2 separate regions of the Homo sapiens genome follow, and region 2 is linked to region 1. The links are chromatin loops, found by intact Hi-C in ENCODE. Cell type or tissue: GM12878. All regions are shown on one strand. Each heading gives the region's core, and the rest is flanking DNA. Links, peaks and the distances in the headings are about the cores only.

Region 1 (12,212 bases), core at 5,875-10,874:
TATTCTGGTCATTGCATTCAAAGAAATCAAATCATAGCAGGCTTGAAGAAGAGCAGGGGGGACTTCCATATACAGAAAGCACAGACCCTCCATTTCCCCTGAAAAAAGGCCTAGAGGGGGATAAGATTAAAATACATACAGCAGAGAAAGCTGTGACTAGATAAACACAAACTCACCAGGAGTCAGTCTCATGGGAAGCTTGAAAGTTGCAAATTTAAGACAAATAAAAGGAAGAATTACTTTGCACAGTAGTTAGTAAGTGCAATGTACTGAATATTTGTATTCCTGTAAAATTTATATGTTGAAGCTTAGATCCTCAGTGTGACGGTATTTGGAGATGGGGCCTTTGAGAGATAACTAGGTCATGAAGATGGAGCTCTCATGATGGGGTTGGTGCCCTTATAAAAGACAGGGGAGAGCTTGCTCCCTCTTTCTCCACCAGGACACAGCCCCTCACCAAACACTGGGTCTGCCAATGCCTGGATTTTGTATCTCCCAAAATTCTGCCTGCACAATTTTTGAGAAATTTCTGTTGTTACAGTCACCCAGTCCATGGCATAGCAGCCCAAACAGACTAAGATAGTAAGTTTCATGCAGTCTTTTCTCAGAGGGGAAGTACTAGTGACAAACATCCTTAATGCCAAGAAAGGCTTGAGTCATTGTGATAACATAGCTCAGGGCATAAACTTTGACATTAGATGGTCTTGGGTTTGAATCCCAGGTAGGCCATTTGCTGAGAGTGACTTTGGGCAAGTTAGGTAATCTCCCTGGAACTTCATTTTTCTAACCTATAAAATAGAGATGTTGACATTATCTACCTCACTAGGTTGTGAAGATTAAATGAGATAATGAATGGAAACATCTAACATGGGGCCCAGCACATAGTAAAAGATCAACACAGGTGAACTAGCAATATGATTTATGCATTATTCATGGATAAGAGTTCCTGTAATGGGGCTGGGTGCGATGGCTCATGCCTGTAATCCCAGCACTTTGGGAGGCTGAGGCGGGAGGATCACCTGAGGTCAGGAGTTTGAGACTAGGCTGGCCAAAATGGTGAAACCTCGTCTCTACTAAAAATACAAAAAATTAGCTGGGAATACCACTATTCCCAGCTACTCAGGAGGCTGAGGCAGGAGAAATGCTTGAGCCCAGGAGGTGGAGGTTGCAGTGAGCTGAGATTGTGCCATTGTACTCCAGCCTGGGTGACAAGAGCAAGACTCCATCTGAAAAAAAAAAAAAAAAAGTTCCCATAGTGGGATTACTAAAAGAAACTTGGTGCTTCAGATCTTCTTCAGGAATTTCTGTGCTCCAAGACAGGGGTCAAGTGTTTTCTGTAAAGAGCCAGGTAGTAAATATTTCAGGCTTAGTGGGCCATATTATCTCTGTTGCAAATACTCAACTTTGTTCTTTGGCATGAAAGCTGCCATAATCCATAAATAAATTGACATAGTTATGTTCCAAATTAAACTTTATTTATGTATGCTGGAATCTGAATTTCACATAATTTTTTATGTCACTAAATATTATTCTTCCAGTGGAATTTGAATTTTATATAATTTTCATGTTACTAAATATTATTTTTCTTTAGGCTTTTTTCCCAACCATTGAAAAAATGTAGAAACCATTTTATCTCCTGGTCTAATCAAAAATAGGTGGTGGGCCAGATTTGGCTCACAGGTTGTAGTTTGCCTACTGCTGCTCTAAGATAATAACTCAGTTAACTTAGTTCTGACAATATTAAGAGCCATTTTCAAACTCTCTAGTGTGCCACTCCATCCTTGCTTGAGGACACACCCAGTCTACTGCTAAATGTGCCACTTGGCATCTGTGTGTTAGGTTAAAGGGAACTCAAAATGTATTTTGAAAAGCATAGGATTTTCAGGATTCCATCTTAGATTCTCACCATTGTAGACCTGTAGAACAGCAGGGAAAAGCAAATTAGGGCCACATCAACAAAAAATACTATAATAAATTTTCTCTTGTTGATATGTTCTGAAAATAACAAATATGAAATATTGTAGAAGCCATTGCCAATCTTATGTCTTTCTATTTGTGACTCAGTGGATCATAAGACTAGATACTCAATTAATCAACACCTGAAAAATATTATGATAATAAGGCCCAAGATTCTGAAGGTAGTTTTCTAAACATCTTTTAGAATAGTCTTTCTAATGACATCTGCAGTGATGTTTGTAGTTGAAGACAAAATTCATTCTTGATATTTCTGTCAGTGTGCTTAAATTAATTTTATTTTAAATTTGAAAACTATAATCTTGTATTAGTGTTGTGGTGACTTATATGTGGGAAATGAAGCTTCACATCAATGCTTCACATCAATGCTCCCATCCTTCAAAGTGAATTGGAGATCCAGACATCATGGCTGAGAACAGGGAGCTCAGGGCAGTGTGAACAGATAGAAGGAAGCACAGTAAATGATTTCCTCATACCTCCATCTCTCTTCTATGTCATGTTCTTACCCCTAAAGTTAACTTTTTTATAACATTCATCCATCCACCCATCCATCAACAGATACTTAATGGGCATATCTTAACAGGCACAGTAGGTACAACAACTAAGATCCACACTATTTTCAGAGGTCTGTGAAAATGTTTTAATTTCTTTTAAAATTAGAAGAAAAAATAACTTTTAGGTTGAAGAAAATGTTTTCATACTAATATTATTTGTCTTTACAGCAATGCAGTGACAAAATATAATTTCAAATATTTTTAATGAAGGAAGAAGCCCAGGGAAGTAAAAGTGCTAAGGGCCCTTGAAATTCATAATATGTATTGAAGGAACATACCTCAAAATAATAAAGAGCCATCTATGACAGACCCACAGCCAACATCATACTCAATGGGCAAAAGCTGGAAGCATTCCCCCTGAAAACTGGCACAAGACAAGGAAGTCCTCTCCCACCACTCCTGCTTAAACACAGTACTAAATATAGTCCTGGTCAGAGCAATCGAGCAAGAGAAAGAAATAAAGGGCATCCAAATACGAAGAAAAGTAGTCAAACTATCCTTGTTTGCAGGTGAAATAATTCTATATGGAGAAAAACCACACAATCTCAACTCAAAAAGCTCCTTCAGCTGATAAACAACTTCGGCAAAGTTTCAGGATACAAAATCAATGTACAAAAATCACTAGCATTCCTATACACCAAACGACAGCCAAGCTGAGAGCCAAATCAGGAACACAATCCCTTTCACAATTGCCACAAAAAGAATAAAATACCTAGGAATACAGCTAACCAGAGAAGTGAAAGTTCTCTAAAATGAGATTTACAAAACACTTGCCAAAGAAATCAGAGATGACACAAACAAATGGAGAAACAGTCCATGCTCATGGATAAAAAGAATCAATATCATTAAAATGGCCACACAGCCCAAAGCAATTTACAGATTCAATGCTATTTCTATCAAACTACCAATGACATTCTTCACAGAACTAGAAAAAAAAATTTTTAAATTCATATGGAACCAAAGAAAGAGCTCGAATAGCCAAGGCAATTCTAAGCAAAAAGAACAAAGCTGGAGGCATCACACTACCCAACTTCAAAATATACTACAGGGCTACAGTAACCAAAACACAATGGTACTAATACAAGAAAAAACACATAGACTAATGGAACAGAATAGAAAATCCAGAAATAAGGTCTCACACCTACAACCACCTGATCTTTGACAAATTTGACAAAAGCAAGCAATGGGGAAAGGATTCCTTATTCAATAAATGATGCTGGGATAACTGGCTAGCCATATGTAGAAGACTGAAACTGGACTCCTTCCTTATACCATATACAAAAATCAACTCAAGATGGATTAAAGACTTAAATGTAAAACCCAAAACTATAAAAACTGTGGAAGACAAGCTAGGCAATACCATTCAAGATATAGGAACTGGAAAATATTTCATAATGAAGATGCCGAAAGCAATTGCAACAAAAGCAAAAATTGACAAATGGGCTTTAACTGAACTTAAGAGCTTCCGCAGAGCAAAAGAAACTATCATTAGAATACATAGACAACCTACAGAATGGGAGAAAATATTTGCAAACTATGCATCTGACAAAGGGTCTAATAATACCCAGCATCTATAAGGAATTTAAACAAATTGACAAGAAAAAAACAAACAGCCTCATTAAAAAGTGAGCAAGGGACACGAACAGACACTCTTCAAAAGAAGATACATATGTGGCTGGGATGGTTAATACTGAGTGTAAACTTGATTGGATTGAAGGATGCAAAGTATTGATCCTGGCCGTGTCTGTAAGCATGTTGCCAAGGAGATTAACAATGGAGTCAGTGGGCTGGGAAAGGCAGATTCACCCTTAATCTTCGTAGGCACCATCTAGTCAGCGGCCAGTTCAGCTAGAATATAAAGCAGGCAGAAAAACGTGAAAAGGCCAGACTGGCTTAGCCTCCCAGCCTACATCTTTCTCCCATGCTGGATGCTTCCTTCCCTTGAACATCAGACTTCAAGTTCTTCAGCTTTGAGACTTGGACTGGCTTCCTTGCTCCTCAGCTTGCAGGTGGCCTATTGTGGGACCTTGTGATCGTGTGAATTTAATACTCCTTAATAAACTCCCCTTTATATTTATCTATCTATCCTACTAGTTCTGTCCCTCTAGAGAACCCTGATTAATACAGTGGCCAAGAAGCATATGAAAAAAAGCTTAATAGCACTATCATTAGAGAAGTGCAATTAGAGAAACCACAATGAGGTACCATCTCACACCAGTCAGAATGGCTATTATTAAAAAGTCAAAAAATAACAGATGCTGGCAAGGTTGTGGAGAAAAGGGAATGCTTATACACTGCTGGTGGGAGTGTAAATTAGTTCAACCATTGTGGAAAGCAGTGTAACAATTCCTCAAAGAGCTAAAAGCAGAATTACCATACACTTCAACAATCCCATTACATATACCCAAAGGAGTATAAATCATTGTGTCATAGACACGCACGCATATGTTCACTGCAGTGCTATTAGAAATAGCAAAGACAAAGAATCAATCTACATGTCCATCAATGACAGATTGGATAAAGAAAATGTACATATACACCATGAAATATCATGCAGCCATAAAAAAGAATGAGATCATGTCTTTTGCAGGAACATGGATGGGGCTGGAAGCTATTATCTTTAGCTAACTAACACAGAAACAGAAAAACAAATACCACATGTTCTCACTTGTAAGTGGGAGCTAAATGATGAGAACACAAGGACACAGAGGGGAATAACACACACTGGGGCCTACTTGAGGGTGGAGGGTGGGAGGAGGGAGAGGATCAGAGAAAAAACTATTGGGTACTAGGCTTAGTACCTGGGGGATTAAATAATCTGTGCAACAAACCCCTGTGACATGAGTTCACCTACATAACAAACCTACACATATACCTCTGAACCTAAAATAAAAGTTAAAAGTTTTTAACAATACTTTAAAAAAAGAAGAAGAAGAAGAAGGCCGGGCGTGGTAGCTCACGCCTGTAATCCCAGCACTTTGGGAGGCCAAGGCGCGCAGATCACGAGGTCAGGAGTTCCAGACCAGCCTGGCCAATATGGTGAAACCCTGTCTCTAGTAAAAAATACAAAAATTAGCCGGGCATGGTGGCACACGCCTATAGTCCCAGCTACTCGGGAGGCTGATGCAGGAGAATCACTAGAACCCGGGAGGTGGAGGTTGCAGTGAGCCAAGATCGCGCCACTGCACTCCAGCCTGGATGATAGAGTGAGACTCCATCTCAAAAAAAAATAAATAAATAAAAGAAAGAAATAAATTCATAAAGTAACCCTGCCTCTTACTTAAGTCTCAACTCTCTGCCACGAGCTGCAAAGGAAATCAAGAAAACATAAGTTACAATCTCTTATCCTTTCCCAGCCTTTCTCTTTGGTTTTAGTTCCTGTGTGTTGCCTACAAGGCAAAATTGAGAGAAGGTGTCCTGGACCTTGGCCCTGAAGTAGCAGCAACTCACCAGTATCTCAGTTCCAGATAAACATACATATTTATTTGTAAATATAGTTAAATGTCCCCACAGAACTGAACTTCATGGGCACCTTCAGCAAGAGGGTCTGCCAGCAAACTGATGTGCAAAGCAAATGATGTGCATGCAGTCTCAGCAGATCTCCTCATGGAGCAGCACCTTGGAATCATCAGGAAGTGATGGAACCCACTCTAAAACTGCAGAACCAATCTTTGTTAAGAATGTCTGACCCAGAGTTGGGTGAATGGATATCGAGTCACACTTGCACGGGGACTTTGAGACAGCTTTAGATTGAGACTATCCACTCCCTCGTCAGCTTATAGGCTAAATACAGTTTGTTTGTTTTTTATTAAAAAATTTTTATTTGAGCCTCCATAAAGATAAGTTTTTTTCAGGAAATGTGAATCCATTTCAGAAAAGAAAAGGAAGTCAGGGGCACACATCATGGGGTAGGTAGTGTAAGGAGTGTAAGGAGTGCCAGTGGGTTCCTGAGTCTCACCACTCAGACTGCTGTTCCTCTGACACTGTGTGGTCATCCAGCAACACCGTCTGGTAACACCATTGTCTGCTGTAGTGATGAAAGACTCTGACAGCGGGGCTTCCTGATACCAAGGGACTGTACTGTGGCCTAGTCCTAGACCAGACCTTGTCCCCATCTCTGGTGGCTAGAGACCCCAGAAAAGCTGGACTAGTGTGCATTTTAGAAGCAGCAGCATCACCATGTCATGGCTTATAGAAGCATCTTTTTGAGTGGGTATGATTTTTTTTTTTTAACCAGGGTTCAGAGTCTTACTCCTCAGAGTCACTGTGAATGGGTCAGTTTTCTCAGCCAATTGGAGGAACTGAGGCTTCATGAGGGCTTCGCAACCAGGGAGTCTCCAAGAGAGCTGTTGATAGCAACCCAAAGGCAGGATGAGAAATAGGTTCCAGGAGAGAATTACAGTAAATAAAATAAAGTTCACTGTCATCCCGCCATGGTAGACTGACACATTTTCCAATTTGGTAAGGAAGGTTACCACTGGAATCAGCTATTTATGTATGCAGGTTATTAAGAAGGATGTTAGCAACCTTTTAATAGTACATTTTATGGAAATTGGGATTGCTTTTAATTTCTTCCAGGAGGTCCATACTTTTATAAGTTAGCAGTATCTTTCTGCAGTGTTGTTTATGTAATCTTAGAATTCAATAGTGCATTTAGGGGCCTCCTTCTCCATGTTTCTGTTTAGGAGTCAGAGGACTCGGGCTTGGGTTTTCTTGCTGATGGTTTCCAGGAAAGATGTTGATGCGGTTTTATGCCAGTCCCCACTCAGAAGATCTGACAGGTCAATGGGTGTTGCAGGTACAATGTCAGAAGCCCCATAACCAGAGTCCTCACGAGACAGGTCTATCACTACCCGGTAGATACCTTTCAGGAAAGCTGGGATGGTGGAGTCAGCCTCAGAATGAGCTTTATAGCCTTCTGGTCTAAATAGTATATGGGATCACATTCTCTGTTACAGGCAATAGGTGATGCCCATCCTTCCTCAACTGGGAGCTTGCCTTTTTTCATAAACATAACCTCAACTATGGAGATCATATCCCAGGTGGCTGGCAACTTGACATCAAATATAAACTTTATCAAGCATTCCTGGAGGGTTGGCAGATGAACACAACTGGAAATACTTCCAGTAAATCTCACTGTCATGTCTAGATGGAATGCAATGATTACCTCCTTTTTTTTCCCCACTTAAAACAGACACCAGACAGAACTGCCTTGACTGTCTTTACCATCTTTTCATTGTGTTTTTCCTCCCTGAACCATATTCATTTTTATCCATATGGACGATAATAGTGTTGGGATCCACTGGGAACTGGGCCGCTGTGGTGTTTCAATTGATAAGGGTTTAGAAACCACAAGTAGGAATTATTTGCTTGCAGAAACTACCGAAACTGTGGGCCAGATGGGAGAAGGGAACCTTGAGTTATGAAGGTGACAGGCCTCAGGTGGGGAAAAGATTGGGTTTGCCAAGTCAGCATTGTGAACTCAAAATTCGCGGGGCCTTTGTTTTTGTGACAGAGTTGCTTTAGCTATGGAAAGACTTTTTTTTTTAACCAAAGTGGGATTTCTAGGTAGAGTTCATAGCTACCTAGCAAAGGGAATAGAGAAATGGTTCATGTGTGCTTTCAGACACAAGAGGCGGCTGAGGCATCCACTCAGCACAATGGAGAGCTCTGGAGAAGCAGAGTTGAGGCTTGTTCAGGAAAACCTTGTGACCAAGAGATACCAAACAACCTTATATTTGGCCACAAACTAAAGGGCTGCCTGAGCTCTTACTTCCATGAAACTAATTAAAAAATAAGAAGAGCATGGGGTGATCATGGAGGTCATCAGAGAACACCAGGAAAGCAACAGGGAGCAGCTGATGAGCCAGAAGTGGTGAACAGCTTGGCTGTAGAGGAGAGACTGAGCAGCCTTTCTTGCCCAGCCCAGGATCCTACCAGATCCTTTCCAGGACTTTGGTCACAGACAATATCCCTTAGTTTGCTTCCAACATGACTGGGTTGCTCACAGATAGAATCTCCCAGGTGGCTGGCCCTGTGGCCCCCAGGGACAAATCCCCTGATGTCTAGGAAACTGCAGTTCATGAGAAACTGGCTTGAATCTTGGTGGGTGGAGATCACCTCTTTGTTTCAGTTTTGGCAAATAATGACATCTGATATGAAACCATACTCTGAGGGTGGCAGAAAACTCAGTAAATATCCTACCTCCTAACCCTGGAAGAAGAAATAGACTTCATTAGGGGGTGGGGTAGAAAGAGAGCATTAGATTAAATTTAACTGTAGATTTGTTTCCCTGCCATCTAATTTTAAACTTCCCAACTCCTAGATTTTTCTAGAAGGTACTTTACAAACTAGTTCTTGGCCTATTAGTGGGTTCTGAAATCAATTTAGTGGGGCATGACCAATAATTTTCTTTTGTTTTAAATTTATTATTATTAAAGATATCAAATATATAAAATATTGGAATAGTATAACAAACTCCCACGTGCCTATCACCCAGTTTGATATGATCAACTCATGACCAATCTTGTTTCACCAGTCGTCTCACAGATTTTGAAGCAAGCTCCAGACCTCATATCATTTCATCAGTAAATATTTTGGTATGTATCACTAAAAGATGATTAGTACCATTTTGAAATGACATACAGAGAATAGAAAATATCAGAGTGAAGGTTAAGTAATATTAACCTTTTGCTTCAGATGTGTGTGTGTACACATATGTGCACTTGGGTGAGATGTGAAATGTATTTCTTACAGTGAGTCGCAAAAGAAAAGTGTGAAAGTCACTTTTCTAGGAGAAAGTCTAGAGGACTTGGTCCTCACCAGCAACCTCAGTAGTGCCCTCTACCCCACCCCCACAAGGCCTATGTCAGAGCAGAACCTGGCTGAATCCAATAGGAGAAAAGGATTGGGGGAAGTATGCTGGGGTGTCTGGAAGGTGACCCAGAGAGTATGATGTCCTCATTTCAGAGAACAGAAAAGTTTTCCCTAGAGAGAATTTGTGACTGGGTGAAAAAGAAACAGAATAATATAACAAATGTTTGCAACCTCCCCCTTTCTTTCTAAGGAGGTCTTACAGCCTGGCTTTGTGTTGCTGCTTGGAATAAAAAATGAATTGAAGGAGACCTAGAAAGCTAATTGGGTCTCCTTAGTGAAGAGCTGAGCAGAAGTGGGGAGGGGAGAGGGAAATAGCCAACGCTGGAGGAGTTTAGCGGGAGAGTTAGCAAAGAAAGGGTGGGGAAAGGAGCCAGGAGAGATTTCTGAGTGGCTGCCCTGGAAACAGGCATGGATGGCTAGAGAGGGATTTTAGAGTAATTTGCTATGAGTCATGCAGTGTATCTCACTTTAGGCCTGTTCTAAAACCTAGTAGAATGTTAACATCCTTTTCAGTGCCCTTTGGATGTTTCCAGTCAGCCACCCATACGAAGAGGAGGCTCAGATTGTGTGGGTCAGAGTGAAATGGGGCAGGCAAGTTAGGAGGCTTGAAATTTCAGCAATTCAGTGAGAGGATGGTGGCTTGGACCAGGATAGAAATGCTGAAGCTGAAGAGGAGTGGGTGGATTCAGGATATGTTTTGAAGGTAGAGTCAATAGGACTGCCTACTGGGTTGGATGTGGGGGGAATGGGGAGAAAGAAAATAAGGATAACTTATCTATTTTAGAAATAGAATTGGTGAAGAGGCCATTTATGGGGGTAGGGAAGAATGTGAGAGGGGGTAGGTTGCAGGTGAAACATCTGGCGTTCTATTTGGGTCATGCTAAGTTTGAGATAGATCAGATATCTAAGCTGAGGGGCCAAGTAGAAGGCTGAATATATAAAAGTCTGTGGTTCTGCAGATAGATCAAGGCTGGAGACATGGGTTCCAGGACCATCAGCCCAAAGATGGTATTCAAGCTGGGATCCTGGTTGAGATCATCTGGAGCATGTTTGCTTTCTGATGAAAGTGATAGAGAAGTCATTGTTAAGGGGATGGGATCCAGAGCTCAAGTGGACGGGGAATCTCTGGAGACACTTCATCCAGAGAAAAGAAAAGGTGGAGAATTTTACATAGATGCTGGTAGGTTAGGAGTCTACATTCTAGGTTGATGAAGGAGTTCCTTTCTGATTATTTCTAAAGTCTCAATGAAAAATGAGAAAAGTCACCAGCTTAGAGTGAGCACAGGGGAACAGGTATTAGAAGTTGAAATGATCAATCAACCAATTTTTCAATGCCTTTCCAAAAGACCGTCAACCCCATAAAAGTAGTAGGGGTTGGGCCTGTCTTATTCATTCTTGTTCCTAGTGCCTTGCAAGTTGCTGCACATAAAGTGTTCAATAAACAATTGCTGAATGAAAGAGTCAGTGATTGAATGAAAGTTAGACACCTCTGGTAGTTATTTATTCCATATAACCATCTACTCCTGAACTTTGTGGCTTAAAACAACCATTTATGATTACCTCTCACCATTCTGTGGCCTTGATGAGCTCAGAGATGTAGTTCTTACTTAGGGTTCCTCATATGATTCCAGTCAAATAACTGGGGTTGGCTTACAGCTTCTTTACTAATGTGTCTGATGCCTGTGATGTCTGAGACATTTGGGTACTGGTGGGGCATCTCTGTCTCCATATGGTTTCTTCTTCTTTTTTTTTTTTTTTTTTTTTTTTTCACTCTGTTGCCAGGCTGGAGTGCAGTGGTGCAATCTTGGCTCACTACAACCTCCGCCCCCCAGGTTCAAAGCGGTTCTCCTGCCTCAGCCTCCCGAGTAGCTGGGACTACAGGCACGTGCCACCACGCCCAGCTAATTTTTGTATTTTTAGTAGAGATGGGGTTTCACCATGTTGGCCAGGATGGTCTCTTTCTCTTGACCTAGTGATCCGCCCACCTCGGCCTCCCAAAGTGCTGGGATTACAGGCGTGAGCCACCGCACCCGGACATGGTTTCTTCTTCTTTGCTGGCTTGGTCTTCCTTACAGCATAGTGGTCTCAGGGTCGTTGGATTTCTTCCATAATGGCTGGCTTTCTTCAGGGATTGCTTCTCCCACAATTTGTGTTCCAAGGGACCCTGGTGGACTCTGCAAGGCTTCTTAAATCCTAGCCTTAGAAGTGTCACAGCATCACTATTTCTGTTGGTTAAAACAGTCACACATCAGCCCAGATTCAAGGGGGTGAAGGGATAGAATTCACTAACAGGAGAAGAAATTGAGGCAGCATTCTTGGAGACAAGCTACAACATTCATGCAAATGTGTCATGCAGACCTGGAATTTAGATGAAAGAATAGAACTAGAGACCAAAAATAGAAATCACAGACAGAGATAAGAGAGGTGGATTCACAAGAATGGACTGGACCCCTCAAAGGAGAAATGGTAAAAAGCCTGAGCCTTGGAGGACATTCCCCCACCAGCAACCAAAGGCAAAGGAGAGAGAAGAGGGAGGACAGGGGAGGGAGAGATAAAAAGGAGGTGGGAGGACCAAGGTAAAGGAGGTGAGGAGACAGAGCTGGGGGAAAAGAGAGAGAGAGAATATTAGATTTAGAGTCTAACTTTAGCTTATGGAATAAATAAGAACCCAAATTATCTGAAGAGTAAAATCAAATTCTCAAATCTGTTTTTAGAGACTACTCAGCCTAATTGATAAAATTAATTGCAGTTGCTACTTTAACCCTCAACGGAGCAGAAGCTTAAAATTTGCTGTTTAGATTTCAGTTT
Region 2 (16,943 bases), core at 7,370-12,369, 83 kb after region 1:
TGATACATTGGTAAATTTTTAAAATGTTACAAAAACCATGTTCAGAATATTCTCAGTTTGGAAATGAAAACTCCAATATTAACCAATATTAAAAAGTGCTAACCACAAAGGAAAAGACTAATAATTCACACTTTGAAAAAAGCATATACCTTTAACAGAGTATGGGGCAAGCCTGACAGAGGACTCAAATCCAGAAGATATACAAGAATTCTTACAAATCAATAAGAAAAAGGGGACAGTAACTTTTAAAAGATGGGCAAAAGGCTTGAACAGGCATAAACAAGATGTCCAAGTGGTCAATAAACAAATGAAAATGTGCCCAACACCATTAGTTATCAGCAAAATGCAAATAAAAACCATAATGAGATACCAGTACACACCAACTGGATGGCAAGGATAAAAACAGAACAAAAAACAAAAAACTGAAAATATCAAGTGTTCGCAAGGATAGGGAGCAACTTTCTGGGACTTCTATTACCATTCCTTTATGAAGAATCCCTTGTTTCTTCTATTCAATGACTTTGTATTTCTTAGTTTATCTTCTATTTTTGCTGGTATCTGTATACTTTGATGCTTTCCTAAGAAAGAATGGATAAGACTTAAATTTTTGAGTACTCTTAGAATTTTTATGGTATTTATCCATTATCTTCTCTTTTGTTTTTGTTTTTGAGACAGAGTCTCACTCTGTTGTCCAGGCTGGGGTGCAGTGGCATGATCTCGGCTCACTGCAACCTCCACCTCCCAGGTTCAAGCAATTCTCCTGCCTCAGCCTCCCAAGTAGCTGGGACTACAGGTGTGTGGCATCATGCCCAGCTAATTTTTATATTTTTAGTAGAGATGGGGTTTCACCATGTTGGCTAGGCTGGTCTTGAACTCCTGACTTCAAGTGATCCGCCCACCTCAGCCTCCCAAAGTGCTGGGATTACAGGCATGAGCCACCATTGTGCTGGGCCCCCATTGTCTTCTACTGTCTAGTGTTGCTGCTGAGAAAGCTGAAGCCCATTTTGAAATAATCACCAAAAGCTTTATGATCTTTTCTTGTCCCTGGTGTTCTAGAATTTTTAAATGATCAGCCTTAGTTTGGGTCTTTGTTCTTTTTCCCACTGTGATGGACTTTCCAGGATCCATCCCTTTCCATGTGAAACTCACATCCTCAAGTTCTGAAAAATGTCTACAATTTCCTCCATCTCAGCCCCACACATCCCTCATTTTCCCTTTCTGGATTACAGGTGACCATTGGACCTCCTGGGTTATTAATTTTCTTTCTCTCTTTTATTTCATTTCTTGGCTTCTTTTTGTTCTACTTATAGTAGATTTTCTTAACTTTATCATTCTACCCTTGACATTTTCATCTCATTTTTAGTGATAATAATCACTGAGATTTTTATTTTGGCTATCATAGTTTAAATTTCTATGAGCTTTTCCTTATTATTGGAATGTATCTTTTTTCCTAGGCTTGATTTGGTTAGTGAATACAAACAACTTCTCTTTTCTCCCATAGAAAATAAATTATAATTGTTCCAATATTTTCTTCTTCTCACTTCGTTATCTCATTCATATACATTCCCATAGTCTGCATATTTGTTTTGGTGTCACTTTCTTGTATATTGGAGGATTTTTCTATTGTTGGTGATCCTTGGCCTCTGTTCATATTTTAGAGGGAGGAATTAAAATGTGTAAAAGTATATATACTGCACGTATCACCCGGTGAGCCTCTCTGTTGAATTATCAAGAAGAAAAAATGGCAAATTTTATTTTTAAAAATGTCAAGCAATGATTTCCAAATAAAAAAGTAACCTGTTCAATACCAAAGATTCATGAATAATAAAAATTTTGGTCATGAATAAGTGGGTAGATGCAGAAGTAAATTGTTGAATTCTAGAATCCAGTTTAACTCTACACTGTAGAGAAAAAGTTGAAGTGGTAGATCCTCAGTAAAGCAGCTCCATGGTTTATAAAAAAAGTATAATAGCGCTCTTCATTCTGAGCAGGTAAACAGAGCTCTTTTTAAAGTGATTGTGGAGAAAATGAATCTGACGGAATATTTAAAAACTCATTGGTGCCTGTTGGAAAACCTTGAAAGATATTATAATTTGAAGACAAATTTGTTAGTATAGTGTACACTTCCTCACAATTTCCTTCTTTTCTTTAACAATCTTATAAAAATTTGCACTTAAAAGCACCTTGGCTGCTGAAGAGTTCTGTGGGTTGTTGGATTATTTTCCTTTCACCTCATGGTTTCACTTCACCTAGTAATTAAAACTGTAGAAAACCAAAAAGAGGCAAATAAGAATAATATTCCTCAAGGTTGCTTTTCCTGTCGTTAGCAGAAAGTCGTCAAAGTATAACGTTTTTAAAAGTTTTTCAGAAGATATTGAATTCATTCAGACATTCAAGAGAAATGAAACTTGCAAACACCATCAAAGCCTCATGAATTCCTTTTACATATTTGCCATTAACTCATTTTGTCATAGCAACCTCATTAATTCATCATCTTTGTTTTTTGCCCCTTTTCCTTTTCTCTTATTATAACTTACAGGTCACCCCAATACATAAGCACAGCTTTGGTCATTGTTTGCTGGCTCTTCTGTCTGATATATTTGGGGGAAGGAAGTCACAAATAGTGACTGCTGGCTTCACACAGGTGCTTGCAGAAGGGATCACTGATTAATGAGAGTCTCATATTGAAGGGGATTACTTGGCTGGGTTTTTTACAGCTTGATTCTCTGCCCAATGAGTAATGGCAGAAAGTATTCACTTGCCTAACGATGACTCCTTGTATATTATATCAGAAAGCAGCTAAGGATTGTAACTTAACTTGTAAGATATAATTTGAGATTTTTAAATGGAGAAAGTGCAGCCAGAAGACAAATTGACGTGGCATGGGAATTAAGTACCGCCGAGGACAAAGTCATCCTGGCTAAAATGGTGCAGTGGTGCTTGCTCTTAGCTGCATATCACATTAGAATCATTTGGGGAACTTCTAAGCAAGCACCCATAGGTGGGCTCTGTTCCAGTTCAACGGAAACTGGATCCCTGGGAGGGGGCCTGAGAATTAGCATATTGCAAAGTTCCCCAGGTGATTCTGATGCACTGTGAGGGTTAAGAATTGCTGATACAGGACAAGATACATTATGCAGGAATAGGAATAATTAAGCTCCCTCTGTCTCCCCAGCTCTATATAAGACACATCATGGGAGAATATGCAAAGACATAGAGGGCATGGCTCTCACAGGACTTTGTAATCTATATCAGAGGCAAGATAAGCACAGAAGAATAGCTGAGAGCAGCATAAGGCAATATCTAATCATGCGGACATTATACCTACAGGGATGCTGGGGAGGAAAGACCATGGTGGGTGAGGATGGTTTAGAGGCTTCACAGGGAAAGTGTTGACTTAGGGCTTTGTGGGGAGTAGGAAGGGGGCATTCACTGCAGGTGAGACAGAAAGCAAAGGAAAGAGTGTGCTGGGGCGGTGGGGAAGAGCTAGTGGACTGTCCTGGGGCTGTGGTTTAGGTTTGGTTTACTCTATTCTCATTACCAGCCTCCACTGAGCACTTTACATCAATCTTTACTGGAACTCCTCTGTGATGTGTCATTACAGATGAAGAAACTGGGCCTTCAAGGCTTAAGTAACTTGCTCAGTGTCTAGTTCCCTTTTCTGTCAGCAAATCCAGGTGAGGGTCATCAAGCTGACCTGGTCCCAAGGGGGAAGGTCGGAAAACTCATTATCTGCAGTTGTGACACCAGTGGGCTGGAGCATTTGCAGGGGCAAAGTGGAGAAGCAGCAGCAAACTGGCCTCTAATGCGAGAGAACCTGAAGCCCTCGTCAGGATCCCAGGTGAGGATCAAGAGACTCAGATAAGCTGGGGCCACCAGACCTGGGGCAGGTCAGGAGTTATTCAGACCCAACACTGGAGATGGAAGTCCTGCCTACTGTCAGGCTCTTCCATGCTCCTGGAGGCAGGCTTGCGTGTGAAGCAGAAAGTTCTGACATGGCCTCCTGGATGCCACAAATATCTTATAACCTCAAAAAAAATAGCATTCTTTTCTTCTTGTTTTCTATTATTATGTAAAAATATCATATACCATTAAGCAACGTGCACCTCAGCCTGCCTCACGCATTCCTGACCCTTTGAGCTATAAAGAGACATTTATGGCACCTGGGGTAAACAGCAGGAGATGTTCTTCTCCAAATCAATTTTATAATTCATGATAGGGCTCACAGATGGGCATTATTAACAGTGCACACCATCTGGCAGCTTCCCACTTTAAATCATTACTCTTGCTAAATAGATGTTAAGCTTTCAAAATCATTATTTACAATTTTTGTGTCGTCTAAGTTTCATGCCTTAGCTACAAGCCTTTTCCAATGTTTGGCTTCTGTTCTTCTCCTACTCCAGTCAGAGATTGGGTACAGCTCAGGCATGGGGTAAGGGCGGATGTTGCACAGATACCGGTATGAAAACAACTGAGTTTAATGGCTTACTTCTCAGGGTCATGAAATAACGTTAAAGTTTTAATGTTTATGGCATTCAAGAGGCCATGCCCAAACAGTATAAACATTTTATGTGATATTATGAGTCCCCTAAGGTACCCAGGAGAGACAGGAGTCTGGTAGAATCAAAGCAAGCAAGTGGTATAGATGCAATTTGAATTCAGTCTGTGTGATACTAAAAAATTTCTTTCCACCATATTATGCCCTGGCTACCTAGACACTATGTGCACTGCAAAGAGGCATCAGCTATGGTTCTTGTCTTCCAGGAGTTTTCAGTTTAGCTGTACTGACAGGCCGAAACATGAGAAGATAAATAACAACTCATGATTGGCATCAGACTGAAGCCAAACAAGATGAAGGCACATTAAGTGCTGAAGAAAACCAATTCTCCAGTGATTCTCTTTGAAACTTACTGTTCTAGATTATTCGAGATTGAATCTGCATTTCCACTATTTAGTTTTTATTATTTATATTTTTCAAACAGGTATTACAAGCACATGGCAAAATATTTATTGTATTTTTTTAGAGACAGGATCTTGCTCTGTCACCCAGGCTGGAGTGTAGTGGCATGATCATAGCTCATGCAGCTTCGAACTCCTGGCCTCAAACAATCCTCCTGACTCAGCCTCTGGAGTAGCCAGGACTGCAGGTGTGTGCTACCATCCCAGGATTTTTTGTTTTGTTGTTTTGTTTTTAGTGTTAGGGTCTTTTTATGTTGCCCAGGCTGGTCTTGACTCTTTGCCTCAAGCAATCCTCCCATCTCGGCCTCCTAAAGTGCTGGGGTTACAGATGTGAGCCACCACACCTGGTTTCAAAATGTTTAAATGATGCAAAAGGATAGACAGCAAATAATGTTTCCCACCTCTATCGCCCAGGATCCTAGCAGAAAACCAAATTTACCTCCAGAAGCTTCAAATTTAGAGGCTTTACTGAAGGGACTGCTTACAGAGGTGTAGGGTTAAGGGGAAAAAAACAAGAGATGTGGAGGCCCCAGAGACTGACAACAGCCTGAGGAAGGAAAGAGCGTTAGTGGAGCCCAGTGAGAGTCGGAGCCTTGGAGGACCTAGCTGTGGACAGACACAACTATTGTGAGACACGGCACCAAAGTGGGGAGGGAGCGTGGAAGGAATAGCTCGTCTTTCTCACTCTCAGATCTTTTGCTGGTGAATCCCATTGGTCAAACCCAAGAGGAAGTCAACCACCAAGGAAAAAGCGTGATGGAGGCTTTGGAGGACACTCTGGACAGGGCAGAGAGGAGGGCAGGAATGTGATCTTGGGTGGTGTTGGGTTGGGGCAGACCCACAGAACAACCAACATAGCACTACCCTATCCCTCAGTCCCCTGAGGCAACAATTCCAGTAGACTCTTGAACAACATGGTTTGAACTTTGTGGATCCACTTATATGTGGATTTTTTTCACCCAAACTAAGCGCATCAAAAACACAGCATTTGTGGGATTAGAAATCTGAGTGTGTACAAGGCTGGCTTTTGGTATAGTAGGGTTCTGCAGGTCCAATTGTGGGACTTGAAGAGTGTGTGGATTTGAGTATACATGTGGGGTCCTCGAAACAATCCCTTACATATACTGAGAGAGAACTATATTAGCATTTTCTTTGTAACCATCCAGAAATAGTCAATGCATGTACAAGCTACAATGTCTATGCCAACCCATTTTCTATACAAATAGTAGGAAACTCTTCCCCGACTATCCCCCACCCCCGCCCCACCCACTCTTGCTTTTTATCACTCAACAGTCATATTTCTTGGATATGGGCCCATTCTAGCATCCACAGAACTACCTTGTTGGATACCAAGGGTTCTGAAAGCATGGTCTCTGAATGAACAGCATCAGCATAACGTGGGATCTTGTTAGAAAGGCAAAGAATTAGAAACTTGGTGGATGAGGCTCAGCAATTCATGCTTTAACAAGCTCTCTGGGTCCTTCTGATGCATATCCAGATCCAGAGTTCTAAACTTTGTGAATGAGGCTGGGGTCCCGCCTGATCAAGCCTGCTGGCCATTCAAGTGTTGATGTACCCAAGCAATCAGTGGACAGAGGTCCACATTATCAGGCCATGTCTTTCCACTGAAGCTACTGGGTAATAAAAACAAAACGCATTAAGTATTGATTCTGTATCTGATATCAGTTCTCAGTGCAAACCTGGAAACAGCATGGAAAGGAAAGACTCACTCCCTTCCTCGTGGTACATATCATTTTCTCCCTGTCTTTTCACATTGTTAGTTCTTTAGATGCAGACACTGTGTTTTAATAGGTTTGGTTGGGTGTGTGATGCAATACAAGCTAAATATAATCATGAAGATGCACAATCACCACATGCTTAGGGTTGGCATCTGCTTGGAACCCACAACTATGAGACTCGCCACCCGCCCTGGATCCTAAGGTCACTGACTCCCTCAGGAGGGCCCTGCCAGGCACTGCTTAGCCATCGTTTACTGTGGCTCAAACACCTACAGCATATACAGCAATGGCCTACACAGAAATGGACATCTTGTCCTCACAAAGATTACAAAACAGCCTGAAGCTTTGCAGGCACCTTCTGGTTTGTGATCCTAGGACCGTCTATGTGCCTTGGTTTCCCCATCTGTAAAATGGCAGTGACAGAAAAGGCAGAGCTTGCTCAACTCTGGGGACATATTCAGGTAGAATGATGCAATGTGACTAGCATCCCCTGAAGGCTGAGGGTTGAATGAAAGATGAAACATGAAACCTTTCACCTGGTGCCTGGTCTGTACTGGCCTGAACCACCCAGCTGTGTGACAGTCAGCTGCTCAGGAAAGTGCAGGGTGAGTCAGTCGGAAGTTGAGTCCAGGCTCCTTTCTTTCTTACAACTTTGTGACTCCCGCAAGCTCATTCCCCTAGAGGCATCACTTTCATGTATTGTCTGGAGCAGTTCCTGGTATATTATTGGCATGTAATAAATATTTGTTGAAATAATGAATGTGCACTTATGGATCTCAGTTTCTTACTTTACATAATGGGGACAATGATGTACCTCATGGGAATGAATTAGGATTAATTGAGAAAACAGTTTAAAGAGACCTGATACACATATGCAGATAATTGAAATTGGTCCCCTTCCTTACACCAGATACAAAAATTAACTCAGGATGGATTAAAGACTTAAATTTAAAACCCCAAATCAAAAAATCAAAGTGCCATGTTGCTACTGATGAAAGCTGGCTCAGAGGACATGGCTTAAGCATGTGAACACGTGGGTCCTAACACTCCACTCAGTTTAAGACCCTGTACAGATTCTTTGGACATACTGGACCACTTCAGGCCTTCCCTGCAAGGGCCATTTCCATAAGCTTATGTGTGAAGTTGCAGAGTCAGCCTCCCTCTGTAGCTGAGAGGACCAGACAGAGCTGAGTATTTTCAGGCCCTTCTCCCAAATGCAGCATTCAGTTAAGTTGGCTCCCCCAGGGATGAGAGTGTGAAGGGACATAAAGATGCTCCTGGAAGAAAATGCTAAGGGAACCCTCCCCAAATGAAGTGGTTAATCAACCCCTTCGATGGAAAACTAAGGGGACATGGGAAGGATATGTCCCCTCTGCTAACATTTCTTATCTTGGACCTGTGTGCTTTATGCTTTTCTGTAATATTGGAATACTTTATTAAGTGCCAGTGAAAAAGAATTTTATTTCCTTCTTTTTATTTCTTTTGATTGATCTTAGATATGAAAATTTTTATTGGGAAAGACTGTATATATATTTGGCTACTATAGCAGGCATATTAATTACCTATTGTGCCATAATCAATAATCCCATACTGCAGTAACTTAAAACAGCAATAAATATTTATTATTTCACATAGTTTCTGCAAGTCAAGAATTCAGGCCAGGCACGGTTGCTCATGCCTGTAATTCCAGCACTTTGGGAAGCTGAGGCGGGTGGATCACAAGATCAGGAGATCGAGGCCATCCTGGCCAACATGGTGAAACCCCGTCTCTACTAAAAATGCAAAAATTAGCTGGGCATGGTGGTGGGTGTCTGTATTCTGAGCTACTCAGGAGGCTGAGGCAGGATAATCGCCTGAACCCAGGAGGCAGAGGTTGCAGTGAGCCAAGATCACGCCACTGCACTCCAGCCTGGGCGACAGAGTGAGACTCCATCTCAAAAAAAAAAAAAAAAAAATTCAAGAGTGGTTTAGCTGGGTGGTTCTGCTGAAGTCACATAGCAAGTGGTGGAGCTGGAATTTGATCTCAGATCCATTAAATAAAGTTTAACTTCTCAAACAGTTCAAATCAGTAGTTCCCAGCTAATGCCTTTCCAAATCACCTGAAGAATCTAATTCAAATGTAGTCTGTTTCAGCAGGGTTTGGGTCAGGTGAGGTTCTGCATAGCTAACAATACCCCAATTATGCTATGCTGTTGCCAAGGGACCTCACAAGGAGGTAGTACATCCACTGCTAGTGGCTATACAAAGGAGTGAAGCCTTCTAAGTACAGTACCTGGCACAACGAATTGTCAAGCAAATGGCAAATCTTCTCTGCAGAGGGGAACTGAGACCCAGTACTCACAATCCATTCTGGAGTCTCCTCATAATCCTGAAGAGGGAAGCCCAGAGGAAATCATCTGGTGAGCTTATCTCATTCTTCTAAAAAAGCGATGAGGATTGGTTTGAGGAGAGCTGCAGTGGGAGGCTGAGAGTCAAAGCCACACTATTTCTGGAGGCTTCGTCCTTTTTCCTGGGATCAGACTCTACTTTTGTGCCATCATCCACCTTTGGGGAGGTCCATGAAGGTCATCTGCTTTTGGGGGTGCATTTGGGACCAGGCAGGAAGCTGCACTTCCCAACTTACCCAAACACAGCTTCTCAACGGGGGCTTCCAAGTTGGGGGAAGGGCTGTGCATGAAGCAGTCTGTGTGTGGGTGTTGGGGAGCTGAAGGGACATCCCCAGCTGGGCCAGGGAACTCTGGTCTCTCCTTGTTTGTCTCCTACAACTGTGGCAACAACACAAAGCCTCTCAGTATGTGCATATTGCTTTGTAGTATCTCTTAGAGAGACAAGATAATGACTATTTTTTCTTAGTTTATCCATGAAGTTAACATATAATACATTAATTGCATTTAGGAGCATTTATTCAACCAAGTGTAACTAGTAATTTCAAAAAATGCCCAATAATACTGATGTTACAGCACACTTGGAGTGCTTTGCTCCAGAAATACCAAGCATTTCCTCCGTTTGGCACTGGGGAGAATCCTGGCACTTTGCTTCAGAAACAAATCTCTTTAATTCCTGCGGACTCTGCATCAAGCCTGCATTGCTCTTTGTTTTTTCCAAGGCTAGGACCTGGGCTGTTTCCCTTCTTTCATCTTCAGATCACTTTAGCCACCCACCAATGTGATTTCTGAAAGCACTGTGTGAAAATTTGAGAATCATGTTGTGTAAACCAGTCTCTGTTTCATGGTAAACCTCTCTTCCCTCCACCCTCACAAAGCCCAGAGCCAGGGACAAAAAGGAATGGGAAAGTGGATTTGCCTTCCCCAAGACTTCCCAGCCAGGGCACAGGAAGATAACAATGCTACCACCCAGCATCTCCTAATCTCTCTAGAAATGAAAATGCTCTATCCCCTTCGCACTGCAAGGAAGAGGTGTGAGGCTCTCAATCCACACAGCTGGATATCAAAATCTTAAATGTTTTAAGAAAACAAGATGAGTAAGGTTAGAGAAGTGAGTCAGAAATGCCAAGTAGCAGATGTGAAAATGTGAGTAAACCACAGCCTCAGTGAACTAAAGGCTTTACAACAGAAGGTGCCAAAACTTTTTGATTCTCACATGTATGTTTGTCCATGTATCTCTGTGCTGTGGCTTGAATGTTTACGTCCGCTCCAAAATTTACGTGGAAATTTAATCCCCAATGCAACAGTATTAAGAGGTAGGGCCTTTAGGAGGTGATTAGTCTATGAAGGCTCCTCCCTCACCAATGGCATTAGCACCTTATAAAAGCATTAAAGGAAAATAGCTAGGCCCTTTGTGCTCTTGTGCCCTTCCACTATGAGAGGACACAGTGTTCGTCTTCTCTGGAAGAGACAGCATTTAAGGCACCATCTTCGAAGTAAAGACTGGGCCCTCACCAGACACTGAACCTGCTGGCATTTGGATTTTGAACTTCCCAGCCTCCATAACTGTAAGTAATACATTTACACTGTTTATAAATTACCCAGTCTGTGGAATTTTGTTATAGTAGCAGGACTGAACTAAGACACCCTCATATATTAATATATACATCTTAAAAATTATGTAATGGGAACTATAAAGAATAGGAGTTAAAGTCACCCTCAATGGAAGTTCCACTCTTTTTTCTCTACACCCTAATGCCTCCTCTCATGTTATCTCTGCAGTGCCTGCATCCCACTGTGGAGACTCCTGTTGTATTAATAATTAGGGCTGGGCAGACAGAGCTAAGCCTGAGGCTGGGTTGCTACTTTCTTACCCATATAACCTTGGGGAAATGACCTTTCTGAGACTTCTATTGAAGAGTCTGTAAAAGCAGATAATGATAGTACTACTTCCAGGGTTGTGGTGAGAATTCAGTGAGATATTGCATGGAAAGCATTTAGCACAATCCTGGTCCATGATAAATGTTTGATATTTGTTAGTAATAATTATTCAATGACTTGACGCTCCCAGTAAAGAAAAATTATCAAAACTTCAGAAATAAGGCAAGAGGATGAATGACTGTGTGCCTTTCAATGTCATAGCAGAGAGCTGTCCAATAGGCCTACCCAAGGTCATGTGACATTGTAGGGCAGGAACTTTGTCCGGCACAATTGGCTATTGATTTGCATCCAGTTCCCCTAAAGTTAGATATTAACTAACTAAGTTGCACATGATTTGGTCTACTAGAGGATGCAAATAGTTTTTGTTGAGTAGAACAGATAACCATAGAGGTTACGGTTATATTGCTTTTGTTTTTGCTTTGTTTCATATCTACTTTAGGAACTTGGTGGTGTCAACATCTTGTCTCTTACTAAGTATGTATTCATCTTGTGTATCCTCTTTTGAACCAGCTTTATCATCCTGCTGGTTCCCTCATTAATTAGGTAAATAATCTCTGACTTACATGCATTATATACTGAGTAAAGGAGCTGTATTCATATTATCATAGTTACATGATCTCCTTTATTTCAACTTCCCCATCAAGCTCTTGGCTACCAGGTGCCTCAGCCTACCCTGAAATACCTCCAAGGAAGATAATTTCCAAACTTATATCCACATCCTACCTTCCTTTTAAGGCAAGTTAGCATCTTATTTTAACTGTTTAATTCAAGAAGTATTTGCTGAAAAAAATAAAATATTAACTCTAATTGCTTTTAAGTGGTAGGATTTAGGATGATTTTTTTCCCATTTTCTATTTTACTATTGTCCACATTTGCTATATTAATGATGTACAGTACTTGTAATGAAAAGAGAAAAAAATGTAACTTCTAAAAAAGTGAGGACCTATTATATGCATGTCAACAGGTAGGACCCAGGAAAGAACACAATGGTGAATAATCCACTCTTCCTGACTTTGACAGTACAAAAGTGTAAAGCTATAAAACAGGACAGAATATAAGTACAGATTGGAAAATAACATATTGTGTCTGTGGGGAAAGGCTGAGGAGAGGATGGAAGGGAAGGAATTGTCTTGGAGGGGTAGCATCTGATAATCCCATTAATAGCTACTAGCTAGTATTTAATGTATATTTGTTACATGCCAAGCACCCTCCTAATTCCTTCACATGCACCTCATTTAACTTTCTTCTTTTTTTGTTATTGTGTTAAAAGGATGTTGTATAAGATTTACTGTCTTAAGCATTTTTAATTGCACGGCATAATAGTGTTAAGTATATTCACATTGTTGTGAAATGGATGTCCAGAACTTTTTCATCTTTCAAATTTGACACTCTATACCCATTAAACAACAACTCCCCTTCTCATCTCCCCTCAGCCCCTGGTAACTACCATTTTACTGTGTTTCTATGAATTTGGCTACTTTAGATACCAGAGATCAGTGGAGTCCTACTGTATTTTTGTGTGTGAGTGACTGGCTTATTTCACTTAGCATAGTGTCTTCAAGGTTCGTCCATGTTGTAGCGTGCAAAAGGATTTCCTTTCTTTTTAAGGCTGAATAATATTCCATTGTTTGTATATACCACATTTTGTTAATCCATTTATACATCGATGAATGGAATACATGGGTTACTTTCACTTTTTGGCCTTTGTGAATAATGCTGCTATGAACATGGTGTGCAAATACCTCTTCAAGATACTGCTGTCAATTATTTTGGGTATATATCCAGTAATGAGGTTGCTGGATCATATGGTAGTTCTATTTTTAAATTGTTGACAACCTCCATACTGTTTTCCATAGTGATTGTACATTTCACATTCCCACCAACAGTGCCCAAGCAATCCAATTTCTCCACAGCCTCACCAACACTTGTTATTTTCTGCTTTTTGACACCAGCCATGCAAATGAGTGTAAAGTGATATCTCATTGTGGTTTTGATTTGCATTTTTCTGATAATCAGTGATGCTGAGCATCTTTTCATATATTAGCCATTTGAATATCATATCATATTTAGAAAACCATCTATTCAGGTCTTTTGCCCATTTTCTGAGAGTTATTTGATTATTTTGTTGTTGAGTTATAGAAGTTCTTTATAAATTCTATATATTAATCCCTCATCAGATATATGATTTGCTAATATTTTCTACCATTCTGTAGGTTACCTACAGAATCTACAGTGATTGTGTCCTTTGATGCACAGAAATTTTTAAGTTTGACATAGTTCTATTTGCCTAATTTTTGCTTTTGTTGCCTATACTTCTGTTGTATCCAAGAAATCATTTTTCATATCCAAGAAATCATTGCCAAGTTCAATGTCATGAATATTTTCCCCTGTTTTCTTCTGGTAATTTTACAATTTTAGGTCTTACATTTATGTTTTTAATCCATTTTGAGTTAATTTTCTGTACGTGGTATAAGGTAAGGGCCCAACTTTATTTTTCGCATGCAGATATCCAGTTTTTCCCACACCATTTGTTGAAGAGATTTTTTTTCTTCCTCATTGAGGGGTCTTGGCATCCTTGTTGAAAATTACTTGGCCATATACATGAGAGTTTGTTTCTGAGCTACTATTCTATTCTATTGGTCCATTTGTGTTATGCCAGTGCCACATTGTTTTGATTACTGAAGCTTTGTAATGTTTTGAAATCAGGAAGTGGAAGTTCTCCAACTTTGTTATTTTTCAAAATTGTTTTGGTTATTGAGGTTCCCTTGAGATTCCATATAAATTTTAGGGCAAATTTTTCTATTTCTGCAAAAAATGCCATTGGGATTTTGATAGGGATTCTATTGAATCTATAGATAACTTTGGGTAGTATGACATCTTAACAATATTAAGTCCTCCAATCCATGAACATAGGATATCTTTTCATTTATTTGTATCTTCCTTAATTTATTTCAGTACTGATTTATAGTTTTCAGTGCACAAGTCTTTCACCTCCTTATTTATGTTTATTTCTAAGTATTTTGTTCTTTTTAATGTTACTAGAAATGAAATTGTTTTCTTAATTTTTTTGGTTTATTGTTAATGTATAGAAATGCAGCTGATTTCTGTATGTTGATTTTGTATCCTGCAACTTTTGCTGAATTAGTGTACTAGTTTCAATAAGGCTTTATTTATTTATTTATTTATTTGGTGTATATGGTATCTTTAGGACATTGTACAGATAACATTATGTCATCTGCAAACAGAGATCATTTTACTTCTTCCTTTCTCATTTGCCTTTTATTTCTTTTTCTTGTCTGATTGCTCAGGCTTTAATTCTCTTCGTTTTATGGATTAGGAAACTGAAGCTTTGAGAAGTTAATTAGCTTGCCTGAGGTAATCAGCTAAGCAGCAAAGTTAGAATAAAAACATGACTTTTGAACTCTACAGCTAGGAATTTAATCAATAGTGTTGAGTAGGGCTTTACCTGGTTGAGATGGGAAGGGTGGGGGCATTTGGGCAGATGGATTCTGACTTGTTTAATATGATCTGCTATATCTTTTAGAGATTGCCACATTCCAATCAATAAACTCAAAGATGCTGAAGCAAAACTATGCTGAGTATAATTTTCTTCTTTTGTTTGTTTGTTTTGAGATACGGTCTCACTCTGTAACTCAGGCTGGAGTGGCATGATCTAGGCTCACTGCAGCTTGGACCTCCTGGACTCAAGCAATCTTTTCCCCTCAGCCTCCTGAGTAGCTGGGACTACATCACCACACCCAGCTAATTTTTTTTTTTTTTTTTTTTTTTTGGTAGAGATGAGGTCTCACTACTTTGTGCAGGCTGGTCTTGAAGTCCTGGGCTCAAGCAATCCTCCTGCCTTGGTTTCTGAAAATGCTGAGATTACAAGTGTGAGCCACCATTCCCAATCTTTTTTGTTTGTTTGTTTTTTAGTGTTTTGGAAGACAATTTTTGTTCTAGGGTCAGTTCAAACAGCAGACTTAAATGGAATAAATTTGTACTGGCAACGAACATACTGTTAAAGTTGCCTTTGTGAATATACCCTTGATAGTCATTTGTATTCTTATAATTTTTTTTTTCTTTACACATAGACTCAAACTTTTAGAGCTGAAAGAGATCTTAGAGAGGAAACAAAAGGGGAAAAAAGGAGAACTTAAGTAATCCATTCCTCCCTTCCTTATTCTTTTCCTTCCTTCCTTTTGTAGAAGTAGTACATGCTGCTTAACTGTTTATAAAGCAACATAATTTAAAGAAGGAATTGCCTCCTGTTTGATGTCTGTTTCATCTTCACCATCTTCCTGTGGGTAAAACCACATTTAAAATTTGATGGGTCTCCATCTAGACTTAATTTCTATGCTTAGACATATACCACACACACACACACACACACACACACACACACAGTTGTGATATTATTTTTGTCCTCTTTTTTTTAACAAAATAACAAAAAAATGGTATCATACTATACCCAGAGGTCTGCAACTTGCCTTTTGTCCACTCTGAAAAAGCACAAATTCTATGTGTCTTGATTGAATTTCATTTATTGAAAAGATATCCCTAGACTCAACTAACATCTTCAGACACCATTTGCCCTGTAATGACTGAAACTCCATGGCAACATATAGTATCGCCAGTTACCAAAAAACAAATATTAACACCTCACTGCTGCAGACATTTAAAACCTTCATTTCCCAAGATTCCCATTTTTTGTGTTGTATGTGCATACTTAACTCCCAATGGAATCAACCGGAAAGTTGTCTTGTTTTCATTGTGGTTCAGGGCCATCCCCTAGTATGGTTTTTGGTAGAGGACTTAGGCCAAGAAAAGAGTAAAGGCTTAGTGAGAACCAAGTTCATTCATGCTCTAAAACAAAAGTGCCTACCATTTGCCCAGGCCTTATCTCCTGATCCTCCCTTTGAAGGAGCTGTTATTTTAAAATCATTAATCTCTAAAATGATACTCTCCCTGTTATGGCACTCACCCTATCACCAATTTACATCATGGAAAAAAATCAAGTCTTAAATATTTCACAATTACAATAATACCAGGCACATTGTTAAACATTTTTATGAATTATCTAATGCAGTCATCTGAACCATGTGTATAATATGTAATGTTACACAGCATTGTATATTCTCCTTATTTTACAGGTGAGGGAACTGAGACTTATGGAGCTTTTGTATCTAACCCACATCATAAAGCTTGTGAGGAAGCCAGAGTTTGAAGCCAAACAGCCTTGCTCTTATATTTTAAGTGACCCTAAAAATGAATTCCCAGGAGCTGTATTATCATGATGGGGATGTGGATGTTTAGGTGGCTGGGATTTCCTTCTATCTGGTTTCTTCAGAAAGGCATATTACATTGTTTGGAAGTCAATTGGTTTTGAAACAAGAACAAACCCCTTGATAGCCATATGGAGATTTGCTATTCTGCCTACACTTTAAATTAACCTTATTGATGGATTTCCTGCCAAGCTTAGTTTCATTTATTATGCATGTTCCTTTTGGTAGGTGGAAGGAAAAAATGTGAGAATTATCCTCTAAATAAAGCAATATATAAGCCAGGCTTATAAATTTTCTGAAATTTATTTTTATTTGCCAAGTGTTCTGTACTTTTCTGGGGGTAAGTGCGTTTATTAAGTAAAAAAGTATAGTGATATCTTGAAATAAGGATATTTTCGTAGTACACAACCGTGAGTGGATCTATTTTCTCTTTCATTCATCCTTGTCAGCTGAGGCCATTCCCAGCCAGCAGCTAGGGGTGAAGTGGTATCAAGATGGGTGAGCTGGTTTATTGTTTCTTTCTGAGTTAAAGAAATTTCAGCCTGAAATCCTATTCCTTTTGGATTCTAAAATGTGGCAACATATGAATGTATTAGAATAGTTGTCCTAAGACTTACTATAGGGCTGCAAGTCAGGAC

The links. Peaks named below come from ENCODE experiments on the same cell type or tissue, not always from the same donor. Only the 100,000 strongest peaks of a DNase experiment are listed, where the experiment ranks them.
Region 2: it touches region 1 in a loop (2.0-fold over the local background); 1 of 110 quality-filtered maps calls a loop at or near these places.

Annotation. Positions count from the first base shown.
Region 1 is chr3:150,006,350-150,018,561 of GRCh38, forward strand. It overlaps LOC124909445 (a long non-coding RNA gene), which reads right to left. Exons shown (of 2, transcript XR_007096126.1): 2 at 10,873-11,629. Among named protein-coding and RNA genes, the nearest start is that of PFN2, 42 kb to the left of the region's middle. In GM12878, for the core only: no CTCF peak of the experiment used is centred there; a DNase peak (open chromatin) is centred at 8,602.
Region 2 is chr3:150,087,501-150,104,443 of GRCh38, forward strand. It overlaps LOC105374313 (a long non-coding RNA gene), which reads left to right and starts at 8,943. Exons shown (of 3, transcript NR_136187.1): 1 at 8,943-9,097. In GM12878, for the core only: no CTCF peak of the experiment used is centred there; a DNase peak (open chromatin) is centred at 10,221; H3K27ac peaks cover 524 bases.